Linked DNA regions of Mus musculus: all the other regions are linked to region 1. A link is a loop called in an ENCODE intact Hi-C map of the cell type or tissue named here. Cell type or tissue: left cerebral cortex. All regions are shown on one strand. Region 1 overlaps Dtl (denticleless E3 ubiquitin protein ligase). Region 2 holds the start of Ppp2r5a (protein phosphatase 2, regulatory subunit B', alpha). Region 3 overlaps Nenf (neuron derived neurotrophic factor). Region 4 overlaps Pacc1 (proton activated chloride channel 1).

The links. Peaks named below come from ENCODE experiments on the same cell type or tissue, not always from the same donor. Only the 100,000 strongest peaks of a DNase experiment are listed, where the experiment ranks them.
Region 2: it touches region 1 in a loop (5-fold over the local background); 23 of 42 quality-filtered maps call a loop at or near these places.
Region 3: a loop joins it to region 1, with 6 times the contacts of the local background. A loop is called at or near these places in 20 of 42 quality-filtered maps.
Region 4: it touches region 1 in a loop (6-fold over the local background); 19 of 42 quality-filtered maps call a loop at or near these places.

Annotation. Positions count from the first base shown.
Region 1 is chr1:191,558,473-191,566,472 of GRCm38, reverse strand. Dtl (denticleless E3 ubiquitin protein ligase) reads left to right here. Exons shown (of 15, transcript NM_029766.3): 6 at 3,297-3,362; 7 at 4,936-5,048. Among named protein-coding and RNA genes, the nearest start is that of Dtl, 13 kb to the left of the region's middle. In left cerebral cortex, a CTCF peak has its summit at 3,443 (motif pointing right); DNase peaks (open chromatin) are centred at 3,409 and 6,480.
Region 2 is chr1:191,391,288-191,399,287 of GRCm38, reverse strand. Ppp2r5a (protein phosphatase 2, regulatory subunit B', alpha) reads left to right here and starts at 2,247. Exons shown (of 13, transcript NM_144880.4): 1 at 2,247-3,052. The coding sequence starts at 2,872. In left cerebral cortex, a CTCF peak has its summit at 7,785; DNase peaks (open chromatin) are centred at 3,467, 3,987, 4,994, 7,774 and 5 more places; H3K4me3 peaks cover 4,334 bases; H3K27ac peaks cover 3,130 bases.
Region 3 is chr1:191,308,659-191,316,658 of GRCm38, reverse strand. It overlaps Nenf (neuron derived neurotrophic factor), which reads left to right. Exons shown (of 4, transcript NM_025424.3): 2 at 5,139-5,199; 3 at 6,637-6,740. Among named protein-coding and RNA genes, the nearest start is that of Nenf, 5.5 kb to the left of the region's middle. In left cerebral cortex, CTCF peaks have their summits at 3,857 and 4,066 (motif pointing left); DNase peaks (open chromatin) are centred at 3,813 and 4,036; H3K4me3 peaks cover 766 bases; H3K27ac peaks cover 652 bases.
Region 4 is chr1:191,348,171-191,356,170 of GRCm38, reverse strand. Pacc1 (proton activated chloride channel 1) reads right to left here. Exons shown (of 8, transcript NM_025864.4): 7 at 7,696-7,803; 8 at 4,887-6,482. The coding sequence ends at 6,321. Ppp2r5a (protein phosphatase 2, regulatory subunit B', alpha) reads left to right here. Exons shown (of 13, transcript NM_144880.4): 9 at 1,098-1,148; 10 at 1,310-1,429; 11 at 1,513-1,640; 12 at 2,196-2,297; 13 at 3,062-4,190. The coding sequence ends at 3,194. Among named protein-coding and RNA genes, the nearest start is that of Pacc1, 26 kb to the right of the region's middle. In left cerebral cortex, CTCF peaks have their summits at 3,189 (motif pointing left) and 4,859; DNase peaks (open chromatin) are centred at 3,190 and 3,910; H3K27ac peaks cover 404 bases.

The sequences.
Region 1 (8,000 bases):
ACAACTTTTATTTTAGACTTTTAAAATGACTTTGCATTTGTTACTTTGATTAGGTTAGTGCCCAACACCATTTAAGTCAGGAAAATAATTATGAGCATAATAATGAGGTTGGGGGGCCAGGGAGGGGGCTGGAGAGATGGCTCAGCGATTAAGAGCATTGACTGCTCTTCCAGAGGTTCTGACTTCAATTCCCAGCAACATAGTGGCTCATAACCATCTGTAATGTAATATGTTATGTCTGAAGAGAGCCTTTTTTTAAAAAAAAAAACATGAGGTATGTACTCATTTTTTTTTTAAGATTTATTTATTTATTATATGGAAATACATTGTAGCTGTCTTCAGACACTTCAGAAGAGGGAGTCAGATCTCATCACGGATGGTTGTGAGCCACCATGTGGTTGCTGGGATTTGAACTCTGGACCTTTGGAAGAGCAGTCGGGTGCTCTTACCCACTGAGCCACCTCACCAGCCCCTGTACTCATTTTTTAAAAAAACCTGGAGACTATAAATGTTAGTGGGGGTTTTATGTGGTTTTTTTTTTTTTTTTTTTTTTTTTTTTTAGTTTTATGCTAACATAGTAAAAAAGTTGATTGGTCCAGTTTATTCAACCCTATATGAACAAGATACTAATGATCCTAATTGAATAGTAGTGAATCCTAATTGGATACTAGTTGGTGCTAGTGAAATTTGCCTCCCTGAATGGCTGTCCTCTAAAGACTGGTAAGTTAGGCACTTTGGCCAGAATGAGGAGGAATAGCATTAGATTTTCTGGTAGATAATTTAAATTAACTGTGAATGTATTTTCTTGTCTCCTAAAAACTTAAATATATTTGAACCTTTCTAATTCTTCACCTTGTTTAAAGCCAGTCAGTTCTTCATCCTAAACTGGTGGTTCTCAACACTAGTGATCTTTGGTTATCTGATGGTTTTTTTAACATGCTAATTCAATGGTAATCTCTAGTAGTTGAGCCAGGTTATCTGTGCGCCTGTCTGTCTGTTTTACTTCATCAAGGGATTCCAGTGTATTGCTACAGTTGAGGAATGTTTTTTAAATTTAAACTTAACTTTGAGAATTTCCTAAGTGAATATTATATTCATAGTATTTCTACCTCTCCCCTCCAGCTCATCGTGTGTAACTCCACATTCTCAAATATGTATGTATGTATGTGTCAGACGTCTGTAACTGTGGGGATATTGCTGTTCTTTTAGCTACTTCCTGCTTGATCATGGGCAGACCTTCTGACAATTTTTTTTCCTAATTTTTCATTATTAAGCAGAAGTATAATAAAGCTCACACCTGTTTAGAGATAAAAACCTGAAAGTTAATTTGAATTTTTGGTTGGCTGAGGGAAAGTGGGCCACACTAGCAAGTATATATGTACAAACTGACAATATGACCAGTCCATGGTATTAGAAAGCTTTTATTGTAGGTATGAGAGAGAAAATCCAATGGTATCGAGAAGAATAGAACTGAGAGAAAAAGTAGACTAAACATGGCCAGCCAGCAGACTGGACCCGGCCATGAGCAAAGCATGAGGGACAAAGTGGGAAGGGTTTAGACAGAGGGAACATAGCTGAAAAAGCAGGATTATAAGGACAGTGAGTAATGGGGGGGGGGGGGCATGAACTGGGGAAGTTTTATTAGAGTAGTGATGGTGAGAAGAGCTAGGACTTAGAAAATTGTAACAGGTACTTTTGATGCCAAGGGAACCTGAAGGACAAAGTGTGCTTTGGAATGCTAATAAGCACCACAGTTAGCCTTTTGCCTCATCTGCCTTTTGGAATTTGGGAAAATAGTTTCCTTTGGACCTACCACTATGTACAACCTACTGAGTCCATTTAATGTTGCTTTTTTTGTGCATGTATTTAAGGCTGACCCCTGGGGATTAGAAATTTATTGGGAGGCTGGTCCATAGAGGAAATTGATTTTCCTATAGTTCTTCATCTAAGGGTGAAGCTTTATGAAATTCCCTCTACCCATGCTAGCATGTCAACTGGTATAGTCATTGTGTAGGTTTTGATTAGGCAGCCACACTGTTGAGATCTCAGAGGCACAGTGGCCGTCTAGAAGCCACCATCTCAGAGCAGGTATTCTGCCCTTCTGGCTCTCGGAATCTTTCACACTCTGGCTCCTGCAGTGTTCACTGGGTCTTGGGTGTAGGAGTTATGTTATAGATGTACCAACTGAGGGTGGGCATACGACCATGACTTATTTGAATCTTGAGCAGTGTGGCTCTCTGTATGTAAACAGTTTCCATCTGCTGCCAAAAGAAGCTGCTTTGATGAAGGTAGAGCCCTACTTTTACCTTGTTGGAGGATAAGAGGGCAAACTATTCAAAACATATTATATACCATAAAATTTTCTGTTTTTAACTGTGTATTTAAACAGTTTTTAGTTTACTCAGAGTTGTGTAGTAATTAATATGGGAGAGCAATGGATCTATCAGTCAATTTGTTAACTCCACTATATCATCCAGAGAGGCTGAGTTTGAAGACATAAGTAAAGGTTCTCTCTGTGTCTAGTTCACCTGCTGCTTGGGCAGCTCTTGTTGTGATAGAGCCCCTCTCCACCCCTAGTCTCTTTCCTGCTTCCTCTATCTTAAAAGGAAGCTGGCAGGTTTCTCTGTTGGCATTTGGTTACCTTTGCCTCGATTGCTCCATCTAATCACCTGATTTAGTTGTTAACTCCTACAAAATTAGGTGTTTTTATTCAGTGTCCACAAAGCTCTCAAGTAGTTGTTATGGGACTTTGTTCAATTTATAGCTATTATTATAGTTGAATCAGTTTGTTAATTGCTCACTCTTCCATATAGGGAGCAGAATTCCTTTTTAAATATTTTGTAAATGTGCCTATTTTGCAGTGGCCTTGTGCATACTAGGCAAATGCTGTACCACTGAAGCTATATACCTAGCTTCCACTGTTACCTAAAATATAAACAGTACAAATAAGTGGGAATTCTGTGTTCTATTCAATGCTGCTGCCTCTTTCATACCCAGAGGTAGTACTTTGATCTGCTAAGAAAGAGGACTTTTAGACGTTCCTTACCTCAAAATAGGAAGATTAGTGCTTACCTACTAGATTGGCAGGCACATTGAGGTAATGTGTGAGAACTGTGTAGAGCGTGAGCTATCTTAGACAGTAAGCTCTCCTCTGTGCTAACAGTTGCTACGCTGTCGTTTTCTTACTATCATCTCTGGTGGCAAATTCAGTGCTTTTGGAGAATGTGTTCTCTGGGGAAGGGGAATGGAATGTGTCTTTGATTCGTTTCCAACATCTTGATGGCCTCTTCCCACAGCTGTGTTCTCTACAGGGGGGAGAGACGGCAACATTATGATCTGGGACACCAGGTGTAACAAAAAAGGTAAGCTAGTTCTGTCTTAATTTTAATAAGTGCTTAATGCTCAAAATAAAATGAAATGCTAGTGATTTCATCTGATACCAGCAGGGGGCACTTGTGTTCCCTTCCTGCTCAAGTCTCAAGGTAATGATTATTGCAAAGCTATTAATAGATGTTCTTAGTTTCACATTGTCTCTGAATTATAATTCCGTCTATCTAAATTATTGATAGAATTAAAACTACTGATGTATAGTTCACTGAATAAAGGTTTGGTTGAGATGTTTTTGTTTGCTTTTAATTTTCCTTTTTTTATCCTGACAAGATGGCTCATCAGATAAAGGTGCTATCCATCAAACCTCAACTACCCAAGTTCAGTTCCTACAAGTAGGAGAGAACTCCTTAAGTTGTCCTCTGACCTCCACTCCCCTCACACACACAAAAAAATGCCTTTTAAAAAAAATCAGATTAAATTGAATATAAGCTTGTATTGTACAGGGTGGTATTAAAGGAGATGGTCGTTGGTGTGTTTATTATTAATTTATGTATTGATTTTAAAATGTTAAACTATTTTTGTGGAGCAGTTTTTTGGGTTTTTTTGTTTGTTTGGCTGGTTGGTTTTTTGGGTTTTTTTTTTTTTTTGTTTGTTTGTTTGTTTTTCGAGACAGGGTTTCTCTGTATAGCCCTGGCTGTCCTGGAACTCACTTTGTAGACCAGGCTGGTCTTGAACCCAGAAATCCACCTGCCTCTGCCTCCCAAGTGCTGGGATTAAAGGCGTGCGCCACCACTGCCTGGCAGTGGAGCAGTTTTAATTTTATATCAGCATTAAAGTGCAGAGAATTTCATATATACTGAACACCTACACAGATGCAGCCTTTGCAGTCATTCAGTTGGTACATTTTTAAGCTGTTAAGCATTGGCTCATACATAATTAATTCATAATTTGTATCAGGGTTTATTTTTCATGTTACACATACTATGGATATTGACAAATATATGACATGTATCCGCCATTGTAATATATAGAGTACTTTCATTGCCCTAAAATATGTCTGCTCTGGTGTTTCTACTTCCTCACGAAGCCTTGCTACCACTATAACTGTCCGTGGTTCTCCAGATTTTCATAAATGGAGTCATGTCGTATCTTTCTCTTTGCACAGAATTACTCTTTGGGCAGGAATACCACATTGTATCCACTCATCCACTGAAGGGTGCCTTGATTGTTTGTGTTTTAGCCATTAAGAATAAAACTATAACTATATCTGTGTTTTTCTTTCTTTGTGTGATTAAACTCACCATGGGCTCTTTGGGATTTTGTTTTTTTGTTTTGTTAAACTTTGTTTGCTTTTTCATTGTGTGTATACACAACCACAGCGCATGTGGATCTGTTTTCCCTTTTGAACATGTGAGCAGGGAATCAAATTCAGGTCATCAGGCTTGGTGACAAGTGTCTTTACCTCTACTGAGTCTCTTCGGGGTTTTTCGGTTTTGTTTTTATACTAGTTAGTCAAAAATCACAAAATTTGAGGTTCTATAGAAATGATTAAATATTGCTTTCAGCTTGAAATCAGAAAACATTAAAATCTTTGGAACCTTTCAGATGGATTTTATAGACAAGTGAATCAAATCAGTGGAGCTCACAATACTGCAGACAAGCAAACCCCTTCAAAGCCCAAGAAGAAACAAAATTCAAAAGGACTTGCTCCTGCTGTGGTAAGGTTTTAGAGAAGTGTATGTGTAAATAGGCAGTTGTTACTGTATTTGCTTGCTTTTGAGGCAAGATCTCTGTGTGTACTTAGGTTGGCCTGGAATACATGATCTTTCTACCTTAGCCTACCAAGTGTTAGGACTATAGACTGTTCATGAGCCACCATTCATGACATGAGTGGCTCTTAACAGTAGGGAGAATCAAATCTCTCTTTAAGGAATTTGTTAGGCAAAAAGATGGATGTAACTCTTAATTTCTTTGGTATTAACTGTTTATAGTTTACTTAGCCCTACTGCAATGGTTCTCAAACTCTGGTGAGAATAGAGAACATGGTAAAGATTCAGCTTTCTGAGCATATATGCATTTGTTATAAAAGGTGAAAGGGTAGTTTGTGTTATTTTTTTAATGAAAATAGGTAATATAAAGATGGATGGAGTTTTAGTTACTTTCTTCTAGATGTTTTAGACACCTTACCGTAAACATGGTGATGAAATTCATACACCTTTAGTATTAAATTTTTGGGGGTGCTTGCTAGATCTGGTACGTTGCTCTTCTGTATTTATGACTTGTAAATTTTTTTAGAGAAACATCAAAGCACTCTCAGTCATCAAATGCTTAAGCAAAGACTGTTATACGGGGACTACACTGGCTGGCAGGCCTGCTGCTAGTCCTACATGCTACAGATAAGCACCAAGATGTCAGAGTCATATGGACTTGGGAGAAAAGAAGCAAGTCACTTTGAGTGATAGAAATATATTCAGAAGATTAAGGGCACCCTGGTGTTTTGGGGGTCAGTAATTTGATGTAGAATAAACACAGATGCAGCTTTTAAACCAGTAGTTCTCAACCTGTGGGTCCCAACTCCCTTGAGGGTCACATCAGATAGCCTGTATATCAGATATTTACAATTCATAACAGCAAAATTACAGTTATAAAGTAACAATGAAAACTTTAAAGGGTAAAGGTTTCCACGACGTGTGGAGAACTGTATTAAAGGGTTACAACATTAGCAAGGTTGAGAACCACTGCTTTAAAACAATAGTTAAAAAAAAAAAAACTGAGTCATTACTAGCTACTTTAAACAAGCATCTTAACTGCAAAATTTTTTCAGTCTTCAAGAATGTGGGTTCACATTCTTAAGCAAACGAAAGTGAATAAATTCACACTTGCAAAAAGTTTTATCTCAAGAGAAGAGAATAACTGTTCCCTTTGATCTTGTAGAAAGATGGGAACCTTCAGAAATAAAAAGTAGACTACTTCCTAAGATTGTTTAAGCCACACACCCCAGAACCCATCCTCGGGTATGCATGATGCCTTGTTTTAGTCTCTCCTGGCTTCTTGCTCCCTATAGAATATCGGTCTGATCTCTTTCCCAACCTTTTGAGGATGGCCAGCAGCTCTGGGGGTGTTCCTTCCTCCTTTCCTGGATATAGCCCAGTGAGTCACTCGGTAGCTGGTGGCGTTGGGGTGGGGAATTGCTATGCTTGTGGAAAGTGAGTAGATGCAACTTACATCATTGAAGGCATCATCGGGCATGTGGGAAGTCAAGTTCAGCTTATAAGACCCCCAGCCCATCAGCAGCCCTGCCTTTTTGCAATATATGGATCAAGCATGCCAGCAAATAAGACTATCTTAGGCCCTGACCCTGCTGCAGTTTACCACCCATGTGTGTGGTTGTGCTGCTGTAGTCGTATGTGTAGTAGACAGAAGCTCGAAACATGACCATAGTACATCCTCTTTCTAGAAAAGAAAGTGGCCATTAAACTCATTAATGCAGTTTTCCTATATGTGAGGTCTGAATAAATATTTAGGGGACAGTGTAACTGCTAAACTACTGTGACTGAACAGTGCATTCTTCAATCCATACTCTGTGTGTGGGGACCAGATGACATTAAAGTGTCAAATTTCATTGAATTCCAAGAGAACTTCTGAAGGAGAAGCATTTAGGAGATAAAGTTCTTTTCTGCACGTGTAACTGAGCATACAGCAGCATTTTCTGGTGAATGAGACACAGGGGAAATCGATTTCCTACGCTGTAGGGAGCTCTGAGCAGACTTGGACAAGTCATCCTTCAGTGACCGGTTTATTCCTGTTATGTGTGGTGTGCTCGTGTTGGTGTGCATGTGTGAAAATCAGAGGACAACCTTTAGAAGTCATTTTTCTCCACCATGGTCTCTTGTGACCAGACTCAGGCTGCCAAGCTTGCACAGCAAGTGCATTTTTATCTTCCTGACTATCTTGCTCACTAAGTTCATGTTAACATACATGATAGTCATGTTTAGGCTGTTTCCTTAGTAACATCTAGAATTACTGGGAAAAGATTAAGGGACCAGCAACATGGCTCAGTGAGTAAAGGAGCTTTTTCTATCATTCCTGATGCCCTGAAGTTGATCCCTGGAACCCACACAATGGAAGGAAAGAATTTACTCCGGCAAGTTGTCCTCTGACCGCCACATGTGTGCCCATGTTACACACATGGCATGCATGGAGAGATCAAAAACAATTTATGGGAGCCCAGTTCTCTCCTACCATGTGGATTATGAATATTGAATTCAATTCTTCAGGCTTGGCAACAGGTGTCATACTCACTGAAACATCGTACCCAACTAAGGGAATTTTTAAGTGTGGTTTTGTTGGTTTGGTTTGGTTTGAGACAGGATCTCTAAGTAGCCTAGTTGACCTGGAACTTATTATGTAAACCAGGCTGGGCTTGAACTTACGAGAGATTTACCTGCCTCTCCTCCCACCTGCTAAGTCTAAAGGAATGCACCACCATGCCCTGCCTTTGTTTTAATAAATTAAAAAAATATATAACATATATTCTTTTCCCCTTTCCCTTTACTCTTGCCTTCTACCCCTCCCTGGTCTCAAAATCATGGCTTCTCTGTCTTTGTTATTGTTGCATACACACATATGCATGCATGCTAAATATAAATATAACATGTTGTGCTTATTTA
Region 2 (8,000 bases), 170 kb after region 1:
ACAGGGTTCAACAAACGGGGATGAGATGGATCATTTCAAGATGTTGGGACAACTGTAAGTATCAAGAAAGAATGACCACTTTGTGGAATACTGTACCTTAACTAGAAGAAGAAGGGGAGGAAGAAGAGAAGAAAGTATTCTTAGTGGGGTTTGTGCCTGGCAAGTCAGGAGTCAGACTGAATTTGAACTCTATTCTGTAGGTACCAGGCAATAAGACAAAGAACTACATGCAACTAAGGAAAAGCTGAGAACTGGAGAGACAGTCTTTCCCAGGGAAGAGCACACTAAGTGGTTATCTAATCCCAAATGGTCACCCCTGAAACATACACATACAGGTAACATTATAAGGATAGAGGTTTTATTTATATACTTAGCAATATATCTATCTTTCTATACATACATACATACATATATACATACATAAACAATTAAAGAAAAAGAGACTATGAATTTGAAAGATGCAAGAACGATGGTTTGGAGGGAAGGGAGAAATGATCTAATTATATTATAATCTGGAAATATATGTAAAAATGGCCTTTTGAAAGGCCAGCTGGCAGTGATCTTGAAACCCTTGAATTATGATGGGTGGATCATTTGCAAATTGTTAAAATAAAAAGCTTTGAACATTATGAGCTAGTCAACTTAATCTGATTGGATGAGAAAGGTCTTTTAGTTGTTGTTGCAATCTGAGCCTCTTTGACTGGGAAGGCTGTATACAACTTTTTATTTTTTATATTTAATTTTATATTAGAAATTTCATACAAGTCTTTTCTGTACATCAAACATATTCCCCTTCCATTAATCCCTTTAATTCCCTTGGACAACTTCTTATGCTTAGCTTTTATTTCGCAAATTCTTGATTTAATGTACCTATGTAAAATCTAGGAATCGCAAGCAAAAGGAAACAAGATATTTATGTTTTTGAAACTGGCTTATTCAGCCTAATATGATTATCTCCAGTTGGACCTATTTTCCTACATGTTATTTCGTTCTTTATGGTGGAAAAATATGTGTATACACACCATATTTCCGTTATACATTCTTCTGTTGTTATATAATTTGGTTAAGCAAATGTTTTGAGTGTAGGTTTAGAACTCTACTTTTGCATACTTCTCGATCCTCCTCAAGCATTAGGCCAGCCTACTTAACCTCCGTTTTTATGTCAAAAGGAAAAGGTGTGGGACTTGCAGAAGAGACTGCAGAGCAAAGGGGGCACTATGGGCAGGCGGGATCACTTTCTGTTGAAGCATCATACGGATGCCCAAAGCTAACATGAGCAGTTCTTGGCTTTAAATATAAAACTTAGACGGAATCTCTTAGGAAGAGATTCCCCAAATCAGCTAATCTGAACTTGACTACAGATGACTGAAGGGCCTCAGCAGAAGAGGTTAAACTTGGGCTAAGTTCGAAACGGGAAACTTCTTTTCAGAGGGCCTAGACTTGCAGAGCTCTCTGAAGTGGTAGAGACGAGCTTGCCCAAACCCCACGCGAGATCAGCGATCAGCGAACCGCGGCGCCAAGACCTCGGGAGCTACAAATGGACTCCCCAACCACCAATTACGCGGTTTAGGACCGGAGAGGAGAAGGCCCGCCCAAGAACGTAGCCCCGCGCTCCGATTGGACAAGCTCATTTCTCTCCCGGGGCTCCTTCGCCTGTCAATCACGTTGCTCTGACACGACCTTGGCCCCGCCCCCGTTCGACTGACGCAATGCTTGGTGTTCTTGGGCACCCCGGCCCTCGCTTCATGTTCTCATTGGTAAGCAGGGCGCAAAGAGAGGGAGGACGCTCTTCTGCTTTCTGAGCTGCCTGTGTAGTTTCCCTCTTAACGCGCTGTCTGGAGAACAATCCCAGCCTGGAGCCTAGCGCAGGCGTACACAAGAGCCGACAGCGGCGCGGCGTTTCCCCTTTCTCCCTCCCGAGAGCTTTCCTTTACAGTTGTGACGCACAAGGCACCCCGCTCACTGCCTTCACTTGCGATTGGTTGTGGCCCGCGTCTGTCACGTAGCCCCTCCCTCCCACCCAGCTATGGACTCTTGATAGACAGCCGGGAGGCCACGCCCCCACCCCCGTCTGCCGCTTAGCCCTGCGATTGGCCGAGGGCACTGGCATGCTTTCCCGCCCCGGCCCCCTCCGGAGACTCCGGAGGCTAGTGGGACCCCGCGGAAGTTGTCAGTCAAACTCCTTCCTCCACCCCCCGCGAGGACCTCCCCCGGGCCGCGGGAGCGCGCACGCACGCGCACCGAGTCCCCCCTCACCCGAACCAGCCACCCTCTCAAGTTGTAGCAGTTGCTTCCCGGGCGTGCTCCGTGGGCGGCCGGTGGGCGCGGGAGGCTGAGCGAGGGCGACGCTCCAGGGATCCAAGGATCCAAGGATCGGGGTACGGGTGGCCGCCCCGGGCGATGAGGGGCCATCGCTGACAGGAGAACGAGCGCTCGGCAGCGGCTCGCGCGGACCCGCGATGGAAGCGCCCCGGGAGGAGGCTCCCGGCCGGGCGGACAGCGCGGGCGGCAGCCGCTGAAGACCTGTCCGGACTCCGCGCGCTAAGGGGCCGCGAGGCGCGCCCGGCGTCCGCACCCGCGCGCTCGCCCCAGCCGTCCAAACTTCGGGCTCGCCTCCGCCCGCCCTCGTCGCCGGGCGTCAGCAACTTGTGCGGCCCGCGCGCCCCCGCCCTCCCCTCCGCCAGCCCCGGGAGGCGGCCGCGCGGCGCGGGGATGCGGCCGTGAGGCGCTGTCGGGTGAGGAGCAGCTCGCGGAGCGCGAGGGCGGCGCGGCCGGGGCCCGGGGCGCAGGGGCGCAGGCCCGCCGTGCCCGTCCCCCGCCGATTGCCCGGGCCAGCCGCCGCGGGAGGCGCCGATCGCCCGGGTCGCCGAGATGTCGTCGCCGTCGCCGCCCGCACCAGTTGCCTGCGCCGCCATCTCGGCCTCGGAGAAAGTGGACGGCTTCACCCGGAAATCGGTGCGCAAGGCGCAGAGGCAGAAGCGCTCTCAGGGCTCGTCGCAGTTCCGCAGCCAGGGCAGCCAGGCGGAGCTGCACCCCCTGCCCCAGCTCAAAGGTAACCCCCGGCCGCCCCTGGCCCGCGCTCCCGGGGCAAGCCCTACTCCCCTTCCCACCTGCGCGCTTGCCCCGCCTGCCCTTGCCTTGGCGATTTCAGGGTCCCCAGAGGTACCTGCGCTCCCTTCCCTCGTCCAGTCTTTCGACTCCCTGCCTCGCTGAGCCTCAACCCTGGTTTTCTCCAAGCTTAGCTAGTTCTTCTCTTTCTCTGTTTGTCCCTCAGTTGTCACATCCAGGGTCCAAACAAACTGCTGCCGAGTTAGCTGGCCTTTAGACGTAGCTATATAGAACTAGCTTAAAACCGGGACCAGGTGACAGATCTTACTGTCTCGTTAGACGTAAATGTTATACCTCAGAAGACCTCGATTGTCTTTGGAGAGGTTATGAAGGAAGAGTAATTTCTTTGCCGTGGAACGGGAACTTGGTTAGCGCGGCTATGCTTCCAAGGACTTTGTAAGGTTTTGTAAGTAATTCAGATTGGTATCCGTGCCTAATGCCTCGCAGGAGTGCTTGGCACTCCTTTTGGCTCTCTTTTCTCACCCGGTTTGGAGGCTTTTCATGAGTTGTTTACTGGCGTTCTTGCTTATTCTTTGAGAATTACTGGCTTTTAATTTAATAATTTTACGTCTTTGCATTTTATGAGCTAGATGTCATTAATGGAAAAGATGTTTATGTTCCTAGATATTTAAGAAATTCTTTGCAACCTGATAGAAACCTAGAGAATGAGTCACAAGGCCAAGAAATAAAAGAAAGGCTCATGCCAAAATAGATAAATGATCAGCAGATTTTTCAATTCTTTTGACAAAGATCCAGCATCCCTTTCAAGGCCAATCTGGTTGTGATTTGTCTTTGAGTCTATGAATCCTGACTTAGTTTGGCAAGGAGTGTAAAGAAAACCCTAGATCAAATCAACAGTTGACCAGCAACAGCTTGGAACCCCATTTAAACTCTACATCTGCCTCTCGGGGTGCTTCTGAATTAAGGATATACCACTGGTAGAATCACACAGACTTTTGAAAATAGTTTATGTTAGGTGTGTGGTGTCTCATTTGTTGCTTTATTGCTCTTTACCATACTAGAATTGTTCAAATTGATACAGCACTGTCAGTGGAGTGCAGCCATAGCCTAAAATAACTCTGTCCTACCTGTTAGGATAGTGAATTGCTACTCAGAGGTTTAAGCTTTTATACTTAATTAAGAGTTATTTTATCCTTTGTTTTTCATTAGTTTATCCTGTTAATTTTAGTTTGAAGTCTCGATACTAGCATTTTTCTTATGTATCTAATTTGCTAACGTGGTTTTCTTCTTCTTAGTGTTGTACTTCTTAGTTCCTCTGCTAGTAATTGAATTTTAAACATCTGGTTAGTCTTGAGATGCCTCTGTAGTAGATTTTGCCTTTAAGACGGACAGAAATCCACAGAATCAGTAATCAGACTCAAAGTTACCTGATGTTTGGTTGAAGATGTAGCAGGAACTGCCAATGTTTTCACATACAGAATTTGGTCAGTAGTAGAAAGAAATTGAAATTTGCGTGTATAGTGTTCCCCATAAGGTATTATTCATGATAAACTGATGCAGATTCGATTGAGGAAGTAAAACTTTTTACTTGAAAATAAAATCCTCAGGAAAAACTGCTTTAAATCCAGTTGTCAAAATGCTTGAAAAGTGATTTTTTTTTTTAATGGAGTTGTCTTACTTGGTGCTTTGGCAGTGCCCTTGATACCACCGTGTTGAGAGTTTTTTCTGTCAGTAGTATTTTCCCCCAGTTGTGGGTTTTAGCAAAAACAACAGCAGAAAACCCTTTCGTATGAAAGAGAAATTTTCTTAACTGCTCTGAAATACAATCTCACTGGTTGTGGAGTGATTCAGATATCCATGGGCATCCAAGATCTTTCAAGTATTTTATATCAACCAACCTGCTTGCTTACACTTTGTCCACATGCATCTGAACTGGAAAGGTGCCAAGGAGTTTTGTTAGAAACAGACTCTGAGTAAGATTAACAAAACAATCCAACCTTTTCAGTTTATTTTTGCAAAACCTTGTAGGTGAGTGGGTTGCATGATTTTTAAGGCTGAAAATGTTAAAAATAAATAGTGTAAGTTCCTCTGAGGGCTAGATGCTAGAAAATAAAACCAGGATCAGTATATGTGAATCACCTTTTCTGGTCTTGAAACTTGTGTTCTTGTAGGTTGTAATTTTTTTACCTAAAACTTGTTATTTCATAATGAACAATTCAGGAACTTGTTATTTAAGATAGGTCATCTTTCAGTGTTTAGCCTATTTTGGTTTAAATTTCTGAAAGGATTGGCTTGGTAAAATAGCTCCTTTACGTGTATAGACAGCTTAGTATTTCAAATAATTATCTTTGAAAACAAAACAAGACAATATTGCCTATGACAATTGGAACAACCAAAAACTGTGTGTCATTAATTCTTGTTATGTGCCTTTTCAATCTACTATAGTAATGCTATTATGCTGTTATCTAACAGTCTGGGGCTCAGTGTATTTTCACAAATATCTTTTTTTTTTTTTTTTTTTTTTTTTTGAGGTTTGAACAGGTTAGTTTCGGACCTGTGATTATCTAGATGGTGTTTCTTCTGACTTTGGGACTTTGGTCAAATGCCAGTAGTTTTGCTGTAACTCATTTTACATAAACTTCAAGTAGTATGGTTGAGAAAGTCTGGCCAGGAGAGGTCGTTACAGTAGAAAGTAAGTTTTTGATCTTTCTGAGTTATTTTCCTTATCAGTAAAGTGGGAATAATACTATCTCCCAGGATTGGAGAGAGTAAATGAAATAATTTAAGTGCCTGGAAATAAGCAAAGCAAGCTAGCTTCCATTCTCTTGTGTTTGAAATACAGGTTAAAATATTTTAAATGAGTAATTGTTAGTAGTGCTTAAATAAAAGCTTTCCTGGAATATTACTTTTAATTATGTGTGCGGGCGTATGAGTAGTGTCTGTAGAGCCCAGGGGTAATGGATGCCCTGGAGTTGGTCTTACAGGTGGTTGTGAATAGCTCTAACTTAGGTTCTAGGAACTGAGCTGCGGTCCTCTGGGAGCAGTACATACTTTTAACCTAGGGGTCTATCTATCCAGCCTGTAGTAATAATTTCTTACCAAGAAAAGGAATCAAATTAGTCACTATGACTATACAGACACACATTTCTCTTAGTAAACAGCAAGGAGCAGAAACTGATTTTGAGATTGAACTCTTCTTGAGATAAAGAGTGGCTGGAAAGATGGCTCACTGGTTAAGAGCACTGGCTTTTCCAGAGGACCTAGGTTCTGAGCCCAGCACCCATCTGTAACAACAGTACCAGGGGATCCAAAGCCCTCCTCTGACCTGTGAGGACACCAGGCACACAAGGGGTTTACAGACATACACCCGCACACAAACAAACAAACAAACAAATTAAAAAAAAAAAAGATGAGGTAAAAAACTTTCAGAGAATCATTCAGTTTCATTGTTGATCTCTGAAAAACTAAGGCCAGAACATTAATGCTGACTGAAGTTAGCTTGCAGTTGCCTGCTTAGAATTAGGGGGAAGTCTATGCACATGTTTTGTTGAGGTAGTGATCTTCTGAGTGAATTGTGACAGAATTAGGGTTTTTTTTAAGTTGATTTGGGGAGGGGCACCACTACTACTACTCTTTTAACGTTTAAGGTTCATGGATATTCAGTTATTTATCCAAACACAACATTTTTGTAAATAGGAAAAATACTAAGGTAAAGTTGAAATTCATCTGCACAAGTTAAGAGAAATGCTTTAACTGGCTATAACATTTCAGTTGTTTAGGGACTGTTTTCTAACTTGTCATAACCCTTCAACAAGAAATAATTTTTAAAAAAACTTTTAAAGAATATACTTAGAGAAATTGCTCAATATTGTGTCTAGTGCTAGTCTTCATATGAGGAAAATCTTTCTCCTTTAAGGCTAACGTCTTCAGAATTCCTATTTACGATCATATCCCCACCTCATTTTTTTTTTTTTTGGTCATCTTTATTAATTTCTGTGTTATTTTTGGAATCATCTAATTGAGTAAAGTGATAAATTAGGAAAATACATCTAACAAGTTGGTGAGACCATTGGAGTAGAGCGCTGTCCTGTAAATAGCAGATTTGAATTGTCTCCCTGCTTCAGTGATGACTCACAGTCGCTTGGGGCTAGCTGTTTAACCCCTGTGAACTTACTGTTTTCCACCTGTAGGAATAATGTTCTCCTTGATAAAGGCCTGTGATGATTGTATTTAGGTTATTATTGCCCCTTTGAGTTTTAGAGTCAAAGGTTTAGCTACAAAATAATATATTTGGGAAATAATAGGTTTTTGTGCTTTGCTTTGTTTTTTAATTTGGCTTTTAACATTGTAGCATATGCAGTAGAGTCTGGGTGTTAAGGACTGTGCTACACAGTATAGTCCTCCTTAGGCACTTGGAAAGCTTAAAAAATATCCTCTCCTGGCCTATATCCCTCAGAGTCTGCTAATTGGTCTAAGGTGGAATCTAGGCTTGTTTGTTTTTTAAAACTGCCAGGGTGATCCTCATGTGCAGTTAGGAGTGGGGGCCAAGCAGCACAAATTTAGTGTCTGCTGGATTAATTCATTCATTGAAGCTTTGTCTTTCTCTTTGGTACTCATGGTTCCTTACTCTCCGCCCATTAACTTTTCCTGCCCTCACTTCACCCTCTGGTATTTACAATTTACTCTTTTAACTCTGCTGCCCTCTATGGCTGGCTAGTCGGCACTGTTCTGAGTTTTCATATGATAAGATTCTGTTAGGTCTTGTTTGATATCTAAAGAAAGCCCAGCTGTTGTCATCCAGTGCCAGGAGATCAGGTGTTTGCTCGCTTGCTTTTGTTTTGTTGTTTGGAGTTGAGATTGAGTAGGCAACAAACATTTGGGAACACAGTAGATGTTGGCTTAGCTTTAATTTCATTTTTCGGGATCACTGG
Region 3 (8,000 bases), 250 kb after region 1:
TGGTTTATGTGGAGCACTCTGCATCGGGGCACCCAGACTGGCTGGGGAAGAACCCAGGGTTTCTAGTGGGTAGAGGACCAGATCTTGGTCATTTGTTGTTGGCGAAAGAGATGGTGAGTGTTGTCATCATAAAAAGATAAAGTGGTATTAATATATGTTCTATGGGGGTGTGGTGAGGTGTGGGGGGAGGGGGTGCCTCAGTGGGCCCATGCTGATGCCGAGGCATCTCTTCATCTCTTCCCCCTGAGGGAAACACAACGGTATAGTGTAGAATAGAGTTTATTTAGGGCATGGAGAGGGAGTTAAGAGGGTAGGAGAGAGAGAGAGAGAGAGAGAGAGAGAGAGAGAGAGAGAGAGGAGGAGGAGGAGGAGGAGGAGAGAAGAGAAGAGAAGAGAAGAGAAGAGAAGATAAGAGAAGAGAAGAGAAAGAGAAGAGAAGAGAAGAGAAGAGAAGAGAAGGCCGGCCATGACCACATGGAGAGAGGGGGTTAGAGAATGAAGAGGGGGGAACAGGGGGACAAGGGTAAGAGAACCAGAGATCGAGGAGGGGGCAAGCAGCCCCTTTTATAGTGGGCCAGGTCTACCTGGCTGTTGCTAGGTAACTGTGGGGAGGAACATACTTGACTGCTGCCAGGAACAGTGAGGGTGGAATCCAGACAGAATACGAACATTCCCCCATTTTGGTTTAGTGTTGTGGCGCAAGCCTTTAATCCCAGCACTCAGGAGGCAGAGGCAGGCGGATTTCTGAGTTCGAGGCCAGCCTGGTCTACAAAGTGGGTTCCAGGACAGCCAGGGCTATACAGAGAAACCCTGTCTCAAAAAAAAAAAAAAAAAAAAAAAAAACAAAAAACCAACCAATCAACCAACCAAACAAACAAACTTAGAAAGAGGTGATGGTGAAGCAGAAATAGGGTGGATGTGATATCTGGCTGGTTCATGCTGACATTGGGGCGGCGTGTCTCTGGGGAACCTAGAGGGATGGGTATGGGGGATGTTTGTCTAGTCTTAAGAGAGCGGTCTGCTTCCTTGCTGTCCAGGGCCTGTGGAGCCATCTGAGGATAGGTCGGAAGGAACAGGTCCAGTAGAGTCTGTGTCTGTGAGGAGATTGGAGCATCTGAAGGTTGCTCCTCTGGAGTGGTCCTGGGTATAGTAAGCGCCTGGACTTGACAAGATGTTGAAACACATTATTATAGGTAGAGAAAAGATTAAGTATGTTTGGGAGAAAGAACAGTTTTTTAAGATGTCCAATTGAAACCCAGAGGAATCCCACCCGCTGGAACAGCCGATGTACGGATCTGGACGGAGCCTATGTGATCCATGAAAGGTAGATCTGAGTGGGTTTCCTGTAGCTTACAAGTTTATAAAAGAGATAGCAACATGAGTTAACCACACGAGCAGTCTTTAAGACGAGCCTTTTGTGGAGCAGAAGGAGCATGATTCAAAAGTTGGATCATATACTGGAATGTTTTATTAGAGTTAAGCAAATTTATAGGAGCTCAGATAATATCAGGACAGTGGCATAGCAAGAAGAGGAAATATGAAGTATTTAATGGAAACAGAGTTTAGTTTTTTTCTAGCTGTCAATGTAGTCAGAAGTCTGAGAAAGAATAAACAATAGTCTATCGGTTATATATCAGTTGTGTATTATTTAAAAAAATGAGAGAGTCCACTAGCCAACAGTTCTCTGTGGTCTCCATGGCAACTTGGGCAGAGTCAGTCTGGCTCTCCGGTGCAGAAGTCACAGGGCTTTTTCTCTGTGGAGTGGATGTGTGTGACATGAGGATTGGCTTACCTTGGTTTTAGCCATGTCATGTGACTCAGAGTATCCAGTCTTGTCCACTGCGTATTTCAGTGATTGTCACATCACAATCCAGTAGCTGTGTCCACATCTTCTGAGACTTTGTGGGAGAAACCGTTAGAAGCTTTTGGGGATTCTGTCCGTCATAAACTTAATAGTTGACAAACTTCTGACAGAATTGAGCACTATTGATTGGTTATAACTGACTAGAATTTATTAGCAGTTGTCAAGACAGGATAGGAAAGAGAATCTTAGGTAACTTTGACAGGTTGTGTAGGTAGAGAGAAGTATATTTTTGTATTAGCAAAGAAATATTTGGCTAGGGCTAGAATAAGAAAGCTGGCAGCAGTGGCATAAGACTGTGGTGACAGAAAACGAGTGAGTGCAGCCCTCTGCCGAGTTGTTTGCTTTCATCTATGTATGGGCAGGGTCTTGACACCCCCTCCCCCCAAGCACAGAACCCAAGGAAACACACACACACACAGACTCCAGAATGAGGACAGAGAAAAGACCCTAATTTTTCTATTTCATATTGTGGATGGAGACTTAACTCTGGAGAGCCATAGGCTTGAGGTGGGAAGAATCAGGCAAGGAGATGATTGAAACAGAGGAGTGCTATGGGCAGAGTTAGCAGAGCAGAGCATGTTGGAAATGGGTCTGGTCTGACTGCAGTCACAGGACATCACCTCTGCCCCCGCCCAGTTAGCATCATGGTTTCTGTGATGCAATACTTGGCCATGCTAAAGCTTATAATGGTATCCCGGGTTGGATTCTTGCTGTGCTGTGTGTTTGGCCCAAGTTACTAAGCACCACGGGGACCATATTTTCAACTGTATGGTGTTGACATCAGAGAGAGGGGGATACTATTACAGCAGTTTGCAGATGGCGGGGCTGTCTGACTAGGCAGGCTGTACCTGGAAGGAGGCTGGAATTCTTCAGGAGAAGGGCTTTCCTTCTTTCCTCCTCTTCCTCCTCCTCCTCTTCCTCCTCCTCCTCCTCTTCCTCCTCTTCCTCCTCTTCCTCTTTCTCCTTTCCTCCTCTTCCTCCTCCTCTTCCTCTTCCTCCTCCTCCTCCTCTTCCTCCTCCTCCTTTCCTCCTCTTCCTCCTCCTCCTCTTTCTTCTTCCTTCTTCTTCTTCTTCTTCTTCTTCTTCTTCTTCTTCTTCTTCTTCTTCTTCTTCTTCTTCTTCTTCTTCTTCCTCTCTCTCTCTCTCTCTCTCTCTCTCTCTCTCTCTCTCTCTCCTTTCTTCACAGGAGTGGTGTTCAGACAGGGTCTCCCTATGTAGTTCTGGCTGTCCTGGACTCACTATGTACACCAGGGTGCTTGAAGAATTCACAGAGATCTTAAAGCAAGCACCACCATGCCCTACTAGGTGGAGTTTCTTTTTCCTGGGGGAACCTCTTGGCCTTTCAATGGATTGGGGGCGGGCCATTGAAAGACTGTGACATAGTCCTTCAGGTAGAGTCACCTGACTGCAGATCTCAGCCTTGTCTGTCACACCTGGCTGAGTACTTCACTCCTGGATGGATATGTAAAACTCCCCCTCCCACGGCTACAGGGAGTACCTCGTCTACACAGGCATCTTGTGAAGACGAGATGGAGACACACAAAGTGCTTGGCACAGCGACCCTGAACCAGCCTCTGCGCCTGCTGACCTTATTATAAAAAGTTGAGAGTGTGCTGAGGAAAAGCTCACATTCAGGCACTTCCATTTTCTTTCACGTTCTATTATTTTCTCCCATCCCTTTTAGTCTGTTGATAAATCCCTGTTCCATGACCCTGAAATAGGTCGTGGGTGCTACCGGCAGTAAGAAGACCATGCCCTCAGAGCAGTTTTCTCTGAAAACAAACCAAAACCAAAACAACAACAACAACCCTAAAACCAAACCAAAACACCCACGCAGCTTTCCTCTTTTCCGAAGAGGTGCACAGAGGGCAGGTCTGGCTCCGCTCTGGGCCCAGAGACTGGTGAGGGACAGGAGCTCTGACCAATGTCTAAGTCCTCCTGCCGGCTGTGCCCACGCTCCACCTACTTCCTCTCTGCCCAGTTCTTCCGTGGCCCTGCATTAGAGCCGCTGGAGCACTTGTGGTCGTCCTCTGCTTAGCCAGAGGTAGGCAGGCCACGGCGTGTCCCAGGTGAAGGACAGTGAAGGTCCCTTCCTGTCGTACGAGCCCTGAGGTTGAGGAAGTTTGCCCCCCCCACCCCACTCATTCGCCCCTACAGTCCCAGAAGTTCTCTCTGGGCTAAGAGTGCCCTCTAGTGGTCAAGGGCGAGAAGGCGACCGGAGCCTTGTGTTCCAAAGCTCCAAGTTTGGTCCTGCCTTCTCTGATTCAGTCTATGCCCAATTCAACCTCCTTGGGCCCAAATAGCCTTACTCTGCAGGGTGTGGTGAGGCAAGCTTGGAATCCAAACCCTCAAGAGACATTCAGGAGAACTGAGTTCAAAGCCAGCCTAGGTTACAGAGCAAGACGGTGTCTCAACGCGCACACATTCACACTTGCACGCACGCAGGCACAGACCTGTGCACATAGGCACAACAAATAGCCTCACCCACAAGGGGAGTATTTCATCATCTAGGGTCCTTCCAGCTTAACTTCAAAGTCCCTGTGTACAATTTTGGAATTACATTTTTGTTGTTTCCTTTCTTGAGACAAGGTCTCATGGTTTGACCCTGTGTCATAGGCTTTCTGTTGCTGTGATACAATGCAGTAACCGTGACCAAAAGCAACTTGGGAAGCATACAGTTTATTTCCTCTTACACTTCTAGGTGACACAAGTCTTTTTTGATTATCTGATTCTTCACTACTCCCCCCCCACCCCCGAGAAAGGGTTTCTCTGTGTAGCCCTGGCTGTCCTCTGTAGACCAGACTGGCCTTGAACTCAGAAATCTGCCTGCCTCTTCCTCTCAAGTGCTGGGATTAAAGGCGTGCGCCACCACTGCCTGGTAACTTTACAACTTTTAGAACTTAGATCAGGCTCTTCTGTCTTGTGTTCTTCTCTCTGAGGTGCCAGCTGCCAAAACGATGTTCAATCCCTTTGTAGCTACTGACCAAAGTCTGAACTGGAAAAGGCATTCCAATGTCCCTTCCCAGGTGGTGGTGGTGGTGGGGGAGGCCATGTCTTCCCCTCTTTCTGGAGAGCAGACAGGAGTATATGTTCCATTAATACCCTTTGAAAGGGTGGCAAAGGGCATGTGAGGACACCACAAAGGTCCAGGTTCACAAGAAGAAAGGTCACCACAGTCCATGGGGTTGTGGTGTAAGCTGCCCTCTGCACCAGTGACTTCCTCAGTGCCTCAGGCCTCTCCCCTGCTCCTCACACCTCCCCCCCTGCTTTCCAGGAGGATCAGCCCATCTACTTGGCAGTGAAGGGAGTGGTGTTCGATGTCACCTCTGGGAAGGGTAAGTGGCTCATCACTTCTGGGGAACTCGGGCAGAGCAGGTGCTTGGAGGGATGAGGCAGGGGTTCTGTCAGGCAAGGCCTTTCCTTCCCTCTGCAAGGCCGGTTGGAGCTGAGCCTTGTCAGGGTTTCACCAAAACAGGTCCATGGACTTAGTGCTCCATTGATGCCTCATTTCTACTTGAAGGGCAGTGTGTTCAAACCCCATGAGCACTCTGTTAGAAGCCAGAAGAGTGTCCCTTGGCTAAGAGTTGCTGTTGTAGAAGTGGCAGAACCTTTCAGTACCATGCAGTAGCTTCCCTGACTGTATCTACTCTACTACCAGGAGGTGGGTTTTCACTACTCCTCTAAGTCCACATGGTAGAAGACTTGAGTTCCTGAGATGTTTAAGACCGGAGGCTCTTCTTGTCTATGCTTGTGTATACATACACACACACACACACACACACACACACACACACACACACACACACAGAGACCACACAAAAGCACACACCTTATATACAGGTAGACAGACAGACACACACAGACAAACACACCACATAGGCACACTTTCAAACAAACTATACACACACACACAAACACAGAGACAAACTCATCACACAGACATACACACATTCTAAAGACAGACACACAGGCACACATATAAACACACTCTTTCTCTCCATATATATATATGTATATATATATATGTATATATACACACATATACATATATATACATATATATAATATATATACACACAGAGAGAGACACACTACAGACATACACCCTACAGACAGACAGACAGATAAATAGACAAACACACACACACACACACACACACACACACACACACAGTATTTAACCCAGGGCTTTATGTACCAATGAGCCACATCCCTAGCCTCTCTCCCCCTTTAAGAATACTTATTTTGAGGCAGGCATAGGCTGGTCTTGAATTTGCAGTTCTACACCAGCTTCCTTTCTAGCTCTGACTACAGGCCTGCATCATTAAGCATAACTTACATTTTAATTTTTTTAAAAAAAGGTTTGTTTATTTATTTACTTTATATCTATGAATACACTGTAGCTGTCTTCAGACACACCAGAAGAGGGAATCGGATCCCATTACAGATGGTTGTGAGCCACCATGTGGTTGCTGAGAATTGAATTCAGGACCTTTGGAAAAGCAGTCAGTGCTCTTAACCACTGAGCCATCTCTCCAGCCCCCTACATTTTAGTTTTTAAAGAGACTTCATTGAGTGTTTTCTGCAGTCTCTCAGCTGACAGGTGTGTTCTGGGTAGGTGCAACACCATAAGTTTGCCTGGGCCTCCCATCTGCCCTGTGAAGTTCATCTTCAGAACTATAGCCTTTCCAAGAACTGGGGAGTCTGGAGAACCCCCCAACCCCTGGCTTCCATCCATGCATACCCACACTCTTCCTTCCGCCCTGCTGCAGAGTTTTATGGACGAGGAGCCCCCTACAATGCCTTGGCCGGGAAGGACTCCAGCAGAGGTGTGGCCAAGATGTCACTGGATCCAGCAGACCTCACTCACGACACTGTAAGCCGGATAAGCCTTTGTCAAAACGTTCCGTTCCCATTCTGTGGGGTTTATTCTTGGTTCTCAAGACAGAGTGTCACTATGTAGCCCTGTCTAGGCTGGAAATTTCTAGGTAGACCAGGATGGCCTCAAACTCACAGGACTGCCAAGGGCTGAGATTAAAGGTGTGTACCACTGAGCCCAGTTGTTTTTAGTTTTGTTTGTTTTGTTTAAGTCTCTGGATTAATCAGACTTCTTTTATTACTCTGGATTTGAATGTAGACATCCCCAACCCCCGACACACACACACACACACACACACACACACACACTAGGCAAATGCCTTACCACTGAACAAGCTCCTTGGCCCACAAAACTTCTTAATAAGCCTATTAATTAGCGTATGTGGCTTGGTAGCCAACTGCTCTCTGGGTCACCCTATTTAGGAGCCTCTGTTGGCTTTTCACTGCCTACAGACTTAAGTCCAAACTCTGTGGACTCGTCAGCTGGGCATCTGTGTGCGCTGCACACATCTCTGAGTCCTGCTCTTGGTAGTTGCCGAAGCTTAGTGGATGGACTTGGAGAATCAAGGCCCCTCCCTGTGCTCATGCTTCTGTGCAGAAGACCACAGCATGTTAAAAGTGGGCCTGGTTATAGCACGCCTGTAGTCCCAGCACTCGGGAGGCAGAGGCAGGCGGATCTCTGAGTTCTGAGGCCAGCCTGGTCTCCAGAGTGAGTTCCAGGACAGCCAGGGCTACACAGAGAAACCCTGTGTACTGGCTAGTTTTGTGTCAACTTGACACAGCTGGAGTTATCACAGAGAAAGGAGCTTCAGTTGAGGAAATGCCTCCATGAGATCCAACTGTAAGGCATTTTCTCAATTAGTGATCAAGGGGGAAAGGCCCCTTGTGGGTGGGACCATCTCTGGGCTGATAGTCTTGGGTTCTATAAGAGAGCAGGCTGAGCAAGCCAGGGGAAGCCAGCCAGTAAGGAACATCCCTCCATGGCCTCTGCATCAGCTCCTGCTTCCTGACCTGCTTGAGTTCCAGTCCTGACTTCCTTGGTGATGAACAGCAATGTGGAAAGTGTAAGCTGAATAAACCCTTTCCTCCCCAACTGCTTCTTGGTCATGATGTTTGTGCAGGAATAGAAACCCTGACTAAGACACCCTGTCTCAAACAAACAAACAAAAATTTATATAGTAATATCCACAACATAGTATAGTAATTTTTATATAGTAAATGCTACAATTGCCTGGCATTCACCTGAATTGTGCTTATC
Region 4 (8,000 bases), 210 kb after region 1:
AAGATCCAGAGACAACGGTGAACTCTTAGCTCTCCTCACTCAATCCTTCTGTCACTTCTTACGGTGAGAACACACCGAGTCCCAGAACCATTCCCTTGAGTTTTGTTCAGAAATAAAAAGATTAGAGGTGTTTCCTCCCCTCCAGCAGTTTGGAGTTCAGTCTTAGAAATACTTAGTCATTGAGAAAAATGATTAAGATGAGCCGGTGTGAGAGCAGAAGGCTCAGCAGCTCAGCCCTAATGAACTCTGTAACCTTTAGCCTGGCTGATCTAGAACTGTATTTAGCCTAGACTGGCCTCAAACTTGTGATCCTCCTGCCTCAGCCTCCTAAATGCTGGGATTTTGAGCTCACCCAACTCACTATACAAACCACTGATTGTACCCTTAAGTAAAATGAGTGTTTCGGTAGAATGCTTTTTAAGCACTTCAAATATAAGTACTGAAACTGAAGGACTAGAATTCATGTATTTAGGCTAACCATAGGGGTGCTTGAAATTTGATATGCATGGCCTAATTGTTGAAATAGATGGTCTCCTTTTAACATCTCAGTTTGCCCTGATTTTGTCAGCCATAAAACAGGTTCGGGCACTCTAGATAATGAGAATTATCTGTTAGCTGTGATGAGCTGAGGCTTGAGCCCAGTTGGTAGGGTGCTGGCCTAGCATGCACCGGGCCCTGGGTTCAACCACCAGTTACTTATACGGTCTTGGAAAAACAAAAATGTTCTCGAAGATTAACTTCCTTCACACCAGACATCATTTTCTTGTTCTTTAAGTGTCCACTCACGTTGGTCCCGTTCCATGAAGACCACAGACTTTGCCCAGCCGTGTAGTACCTAGAGCAGTGTCTGGCACGGCCCAGGTTCAAGTCCACAGCTAAGTAGGGATTTTCATGTACTGAGTGCTAAATGCTTGACGTCAGGATGAGTGAAATATCTTGGGATAGTCTAGCTAGTAGAAGTGGTAAGGTCTGGCTGTATCCCAGGCTGGTCTAGAACTTGGAATTCTCCTGCCTGGGTACCTCCAAGTGCTAGGATTGTAGACGTGTACCACACACCCAGTTGTTGAATTCATTCTAAACTTTGCTGGTTTTTGTAGGTGATCAGAGGACTGCTGAAATTTTGGCCAAAAACATGCAGTCAGAAAGAGGTGGGTTTTAATAATAATAAAAATAAATGTATTTACATTAGGACTGCAATCTTGACCTGCTCTGTGAACTGTACCCATTTCCTAATGTACCGATTTGCCTTGTCTACATTAGCATCATTTGTAAATTTTTTAAAAGGAAAAAAAATTTTTTTTAAACCTAGGTGATGTTTTTAGGAGAAATTGAAGAGATCTTAGATGTCATTGAACCAACACAATTCAAAAAAATTGAAGAGCCGCTTTTTAAGCAGATATCCAAGTGCGTCTCCAGCTCTCATTTCCAGGTACCAGCTTCCTTTCTCTGTGACATTCTGTTGTTGTGCCATCCTTTTTCCTGCGGATTTTGAGGTTTCTGGTGTCTTTTTAGGTTGCAGAAAGAGCACTGTACTTCTGGAATAATGAATATATTCTTAGTTTGATTGAAGAGAATATTGATAAAATCCTGCCAATCATGTTTGCCAGCTTGTATAAAATTTCCAAAGAACACTGGAATCAGTAAGTTTCTGTTGTTGTTGGGTTCCATTTAACATACAGTCTCAGTAGCACAGGCTAGCCTTGAACTCTTGGCTCAGCCTCAGCGCTGAGATCACAGGCGTGTACTTCACGTGTCTTTACTTTGCTAGTTGAAGCCTGGACAGATCTGTAACCTATACTGAAGGTGAGTGTCATAGTTGTAGATACTGCTTATCCTTATAAAGCTGTCTATGGATGCTCCTCAGCAAATGGTCTAACCAGCTTGCGGTCCAGTGCCATCGGCTGAGCCAGCTGTATCCGGCCTCCCCAAGCTAGGAACTGAGGACCAAAGGGAGACATGGCATTCAGACATTCCGACTTCTGTGACATTTTTATCTTGCTACCCAGGGTCTAGGATGAGACTACAAAACTCACATGAAGAGAACCAGAATATTGTATCTACATAGGAAGAGGGTAAACATTAGAATCTCTGGCCTGTGAGACTAGACTGTTTCCACTTTAGTTCTAGCATCTGGCATTAATTATGCATTCAGTGTTGCTGGCCTCTAACCCAGAACTGTCTTCTCTTTCTTTCAGGACTATTGTAGCACTGGTGTACAATGTGCTGAAAACCCTCATGGAGATGAACGGCAAGCTTTTTGACGACCTTACTAGTTCCTACAAAGCCGAAAGACAGAGGTACTTGATGAGTTTTGAAAATTCTGTGTTCTTCAGTTCAGAAAGGTCCATCTCTTAGTCGGTGGATCTATGGTGAATATGTTAGGCATTATCATTTGGAAGCCTCTGAGCACTACAGCCATTGTCCAGGAAAGTAATCCCGGTATTTTTATAAATTTGTTAAGACTTTCCTCCTCTAACAGTTAGACTGTGGTTTAAGTGCGGATCGTGTTCGTCCTGATCTCAGCTGAGACATAAGATTTTTCCCGAGAGCTTGATAGTCCTGGTGCTGTGGATCATCAGAGAGTGGTATCTGAAGTCAGCACACTGTCAGGAAGCGAGTCAGAGCTCTGTGATTTTAAGGCCAGGAAGACACAAACAAAAACCTCACAAGGTTCAGGTAGAAATTAGAACCAGGATCCAAGTCCACAAAGCAACAGGCAGGAGAGGTGTGTGGGAACCAAGACCTAGAAATAAAAGCCCTCCTTTACAGCCTGTACTTTCTTTACTTATCTAGTTTTAAAGCTCACTCAGTTTGAACATAAACTGACGGGTGGGTAGATTGCCTTTCTGCTGGTATGGAAGGGTGGGGCTTCTACCTCTCCCTAGGAGGCCTGAGTGTTAACTGTAGCTGACCTAGAGGCCTCGAGTGACTACGGTGAATTAGTGCCATGTAATACCACGCGTGTCACAGAAGCCACGGGCATTGTAATGCTCGCTCCCCACAAAGCCACCAACCAGTGTCTTTCCTGAGCTTCCCATTAAAACTGCTGATCTCTCTACAGAGAGAAGAAGAAAGAACTGGAACGGGAAGAGTTGTGGAAAAAACTAGAGGAGCTGCAGCTGAAGAAGGCTCTAGAGAAACAGAACAATGCTTACAACATGCACAGTATTCGCAGCAGTACCAGTGCCAAATAAAGATCAGCTCCCCCTGCTGGGCGGTCGTTTTGTACACTTTTTTTTTTTTTTGAATATATAAAAACTTCAGAGCAGACCTCATCAGTATAATATAATTAGGAGGCCAGTTTTTCCTGGCAAGCGTAAAAGCGAAAGAATTATGGACTAAAACATAGCCCTGTGCTGTATCACGGCCACAGTATATTGTAAACTCTGTCTAATCATGGATTGTGTCACTGTCTCTGTTGAGTGAGGTGATCGTGGGAGTGGCAAGCGTGTGTTGCGACTTGAGCCCGGTTGTGCTGCACACACAGATGAAGCCGTCCTCTGCACACTTCCTTTATCATGTGTTTTCACCGTGCTGCACACCTTGGTGCTGCACACCTTGAGTACATCTGAGGAAAGAGCCTCGTAAGATAAGCGGAGGGGTTGCCCTTCCCTCACCTCTCCTAGAGAGGTGTGGGCAGGGGACAAGAGCCCAGCCTCATTAAAGACACTGCCATACTCTGGGTTTTACAACATCTGACATTTCCAGGCTTCTGAAGCACAAAGTATTAAAGTTGGGGGGGGGAAGTAAACCAAAATTCTGATGTTCCCAAATCCCCCCTTCAGCAGCGGCTCCCCGGAGCGTGTGCGGAGCAGCACAGGCCACGGGTGGACCCGAGGCTCACCTCCTTCATTCCTCTCCTCCAAGGCTGGAGGCAGGGCCTTCCCAGTCCTCACCCTGCCAGTCCCCAGGCCTGCCTGCCTGCAGGGTGGAGCTCTGGGTCCCTCCCACAGTGTGATGCAGACTGCTAGCTGTCACTGCCTGGCTTTATTTAAAGGAACTGCAGCAGGTGTCCTCAGAGCTGACTATGTAGAAGCTTTGTCTGTTTTTACCTGGTCAGGTATTTTTCACACTGTTGTTACCAGTACCATTCCAGCCTCTTGCCTTGCAGTTGTATGGAAAACTGTTTTATAATGAGAGATCTTTACTGAGGATTGAGCAGCATTTAATAAAGTCTATGTTTGTATTTTGCCTTATGTCATTTGCTCTTTTGTCTCTGGAAGATATTTATATTAGAGAATTATAACTTACGGATGTACTCTAATTAGAATTAGGTTGCTTGTGGTCCAGGGATTAGGAGTCTAGCCATCTAACCGATCTTTTCATAAAATCCCAAGCTTCTTGTCCCTCCGTGTTCTAGGACAGTTTAACATTAAAGCTAGTTTTAACTAAAACGGGAAATCTCAGAATCCATGGCAGTAGCAGTTCTGGGAAAGGCAGGGAGACTGTAACATGGTTTCAACTAAACACCAGTTTAGAAGGGTCACAGGGGTTTTTTGTTGCTGTGACAGCAGCCTCCATGACCTCTGGACAAACTCCCTTGTAATACAGTGGCCTGTAATTTTTGCTCTCTTTTCAAGCAGTGGGCATCCCAGGGAGGGCCATTGTTGCAGTCCAATGAGGCTGCTCCCTTTAGGCCTCTGCAGAATAGCCCTGGGCGACCCACACAAAACACAGGGTTGCGGGCTGGTGAGATGGCTCAGTGGGTAAGAGTACCCGACTGCTCTTCCGAAGGTCAGGAGTTCAAATCCCAGCAACCACATGGTGGCTCACAACCATCTGTAACAAGATCTGATGCCCTCTTCTGGAGTGTCTGAAGACAGCTACAGTGTACTTACATATAATAAATAAATAAATCTTAAAAAAAAACAAAACAAAACACAGGGTTGCCTTTCCAGAAAGTGGAAGTCGGGTTTTTATTCTATGAATAGGCAAAAATTACTTCCTAGTTATCTAAAGCAAAATTAAAAGCAGCTCAGCTTTCACAATACAGGAAAATAAAGCTTTAGTGTTCACTGAGGCAGATATTTAACTACTGAAGTGCTATGCAACTGTGAACTTTAAGGGCCCTGCGTGGTAAGCACACATCCTGTGACTGGACTGCACCCCTGCCCCTCGACTTTCTGTCCTTCACATATTTTTAATGTCACTGATGCTTTATGCTTGGCATTTGTGCTAAAATGGTGTTTTATAATAAAAGTTTTAGGCTAAAAATCTAAATTCTTGTATATATGTGAGACAAAGGTAGCAGGAATATTTCACAGTACAAGTTTATTTCTAGGGATTTGGGCAAAACAGTTTCTTGCTGCTAATTTAGAGACAAAAATGTCCTCCTTATACCTGTGAGTATTTCCCTTCCGATTCCCTAAGGCATAATTACAAGTTCTTCAATGTTACCTCTGGCCACATGTGGAACTCTATTATAGAGTTTTTGGTTTTATGTAGAGGTGCTGTTTATCAAAGCCCTAAAGGCCACCCTTTTAGGTGTGTGTTTCTGTAGGACGCAGGGACTAGCTCATGTGGTGTGGCCATCCCTCTTGGCCACCTGTGGACAGTGCACAGCTTACCTCCCTGTTGGCAGTGATGTGTGCTGAGTCAGAGCCATTATGCTGCGGTCCAGACTTACACTACCTTCTGGGTTTGCTGGCCATACAGCATCAGCGTCCAGCGTTGCTGCCCGCTGGCTTACTGGGTATTCACTCCCATCCCTTTTGTGCTTGCCCAACCTTATTTACCTGTTAATGAAATCAAGATACACTAAGTAGGTGCCTACTGTATATACCTCTGCTAGCACTTCTAGCACATCAGAAATACAATCACAAGTTTCTAGTAGCCTTTAAGGTCTCGTGTAAAGCTTGCGGGGAGTGATGTAGGCTCTTAGTCTCAGCAATGGGAAGGCACGAGGAAGGCCTGGTCTACACAGTGATTACAGCGGGGCTACATTTAAGGAAAAACAAAAAAGTCAAATCTAGGCTCTAACAAGTTCTTGTTAAGTAACAGTAGATGGTCTAAAAGGAATTCTGCGTACAGGGCACATCAGTCCGCTTTAAAGAAAAAAAGCCCTAAGGGAAAGAAGAAGCCTTAACTATTTAGTGACCAAATAGGAGGAACCTCTCCAAGGCACTAGGCAGCTCTGCAAGATGTCCGTTAATAATTTAAGTACTTAAATAAGTTTCAGGTTATTCACTGGGCGTTTCCCTCCCGGGCCGGGTTTGAGCCTCCAGTGCGATGGACGGGACTGTCCTTCCCTGCAGGGTCCCTTCAAGTGAGTTCAGGATTGCTGGTGTCTCGCTCTGTCGGAGTGCCGTGGCACGGGCGCTTCAGCTTATGTGGTTTGTCGCCTGGCCTCTCCGTTTAAGGTATCGTTTCCTGATTTTGATCATCCATTTCACGCTTAGTTTGGCAAACTCTGCTGCTTTAAACAACGCCAGGAAAGCCCCGCAGAGCAGGGCGATGGTGTTCCAAGGATTGGCTGTGATTATCTGTGGGGCAGACAAGACCGGGATTGCTGGTTGGCGGCAGCCTTGACTCTGTCTGTCTCAGACTTTGGAGCCAACAGAGACGCATGCTGCTTCTGCCCTACCACTGCTCAGAAGGGAACTGTGAGCCCCTCCACGTAAAAGGATTCCGCCTCAAAAATCTTTGTGTAAATAAGACATTCATACTGTGCTTAATCTAACAAGTGACCCAAAGAAATTTCCCTAAACTATACCTCAGCCTCAAGGTTGGTCCCTCTGTCTGATCTCAGCTACCTCAGCCTTCAGCTGTCCCCTCACACTCATCCTGGGGACTCTGCCACCAGGCCAACGCACCTTCCTTCTTTCCTGCTCTGGGATGTTCTCCTATCCGGACTTAATCCGACTCAGCACTCTCTCTATCCACTCGGCCAAAACCCTTTTTCCTTCAACAAAGTTGTTTATCCCCCAGAGCCCTGTGACAGCTGTTCACTGTCGGGTATGATGTAAAGAAATAGCTTGGCCCCCATTAAATACCCTGTTATCTCTCTGCAGTGCTAATAGATGGACTGCAGGCCTTGTGCATGCTAGATAAGTGCTCTTCCACACAGTCTACCCCCTCTCCAAACTCAGGCAGGGTTCTTACATTTTCAAACTCCCCTGTGTGAAAGAAAAGAAAAGAGAAGAGAGGGGAGGGGAGGGGAGGGGAGAGGAAAGAGAAGAGAAGAGAAGAGAAGAGAAGAGAAGAGAAGAGAAGAGAAGAGAAGAGAGAAAAGAAAGGGGGGAGGGGAGTGAAGGAGGGAGAAAGAGAAAAGAAAAAGAAAAAAGAAAATCCACTTGTAAGCCAGGATAAGTGGGGTGGCCTGAGATGGATGACCCCGTGTTGTTTACATATGTACAGTAGGCACACCTCAGCCTGCATGATTCAAGGGACTTCAAAGGCTCTACTTGGCCCAGAAGCCTCTTATATAACAGGTAGATCAGGTTCAAGAAAATCAGTGCACAGCTACAAACTGGCTCCTCTCACCCTTTTCATCTTCGTAAGCCTCAAGCCTTCACCCCTCACACAAAGCCTGGGCCAAACTTGAGGGTCAGGAGTGACAGCAAAATATGTCTGTCTCAGACTCCATCCTGGGACCCGAAGGGCCCATGTTTGAGCTTTGGAATCTCTTGCCTGTTGCAACGATCACCCTGGGACATCTTGTGATGATAGAGGAAAACCACTTTTAGCAGTACTTACGTCCTGGACCTTCTGGATGAAGGGATCTTTCCATTCGAAGACCACAAAGAACAACTGAGCACTCCTCTCGGCTGCGGGTCTCTGGTCAATATAGTTAACCACGCTGGTCTAGGTGCAGAACAGGCAGTTACCACTTTTTTTTTTTTTTTTTTTTTTTTTTTTTTTTAACCACTTCTGGGCCCTCCCTTGCCTGGACCCAGGGAAGTGAGAGCAGGCAGGACTACTAGCCCTTGGCTCTCCTAACAGCATCCTTTGGGGAGGGAAAAGACAAGACTCACATACAAGACCTTTTAAATGGTCCAGGA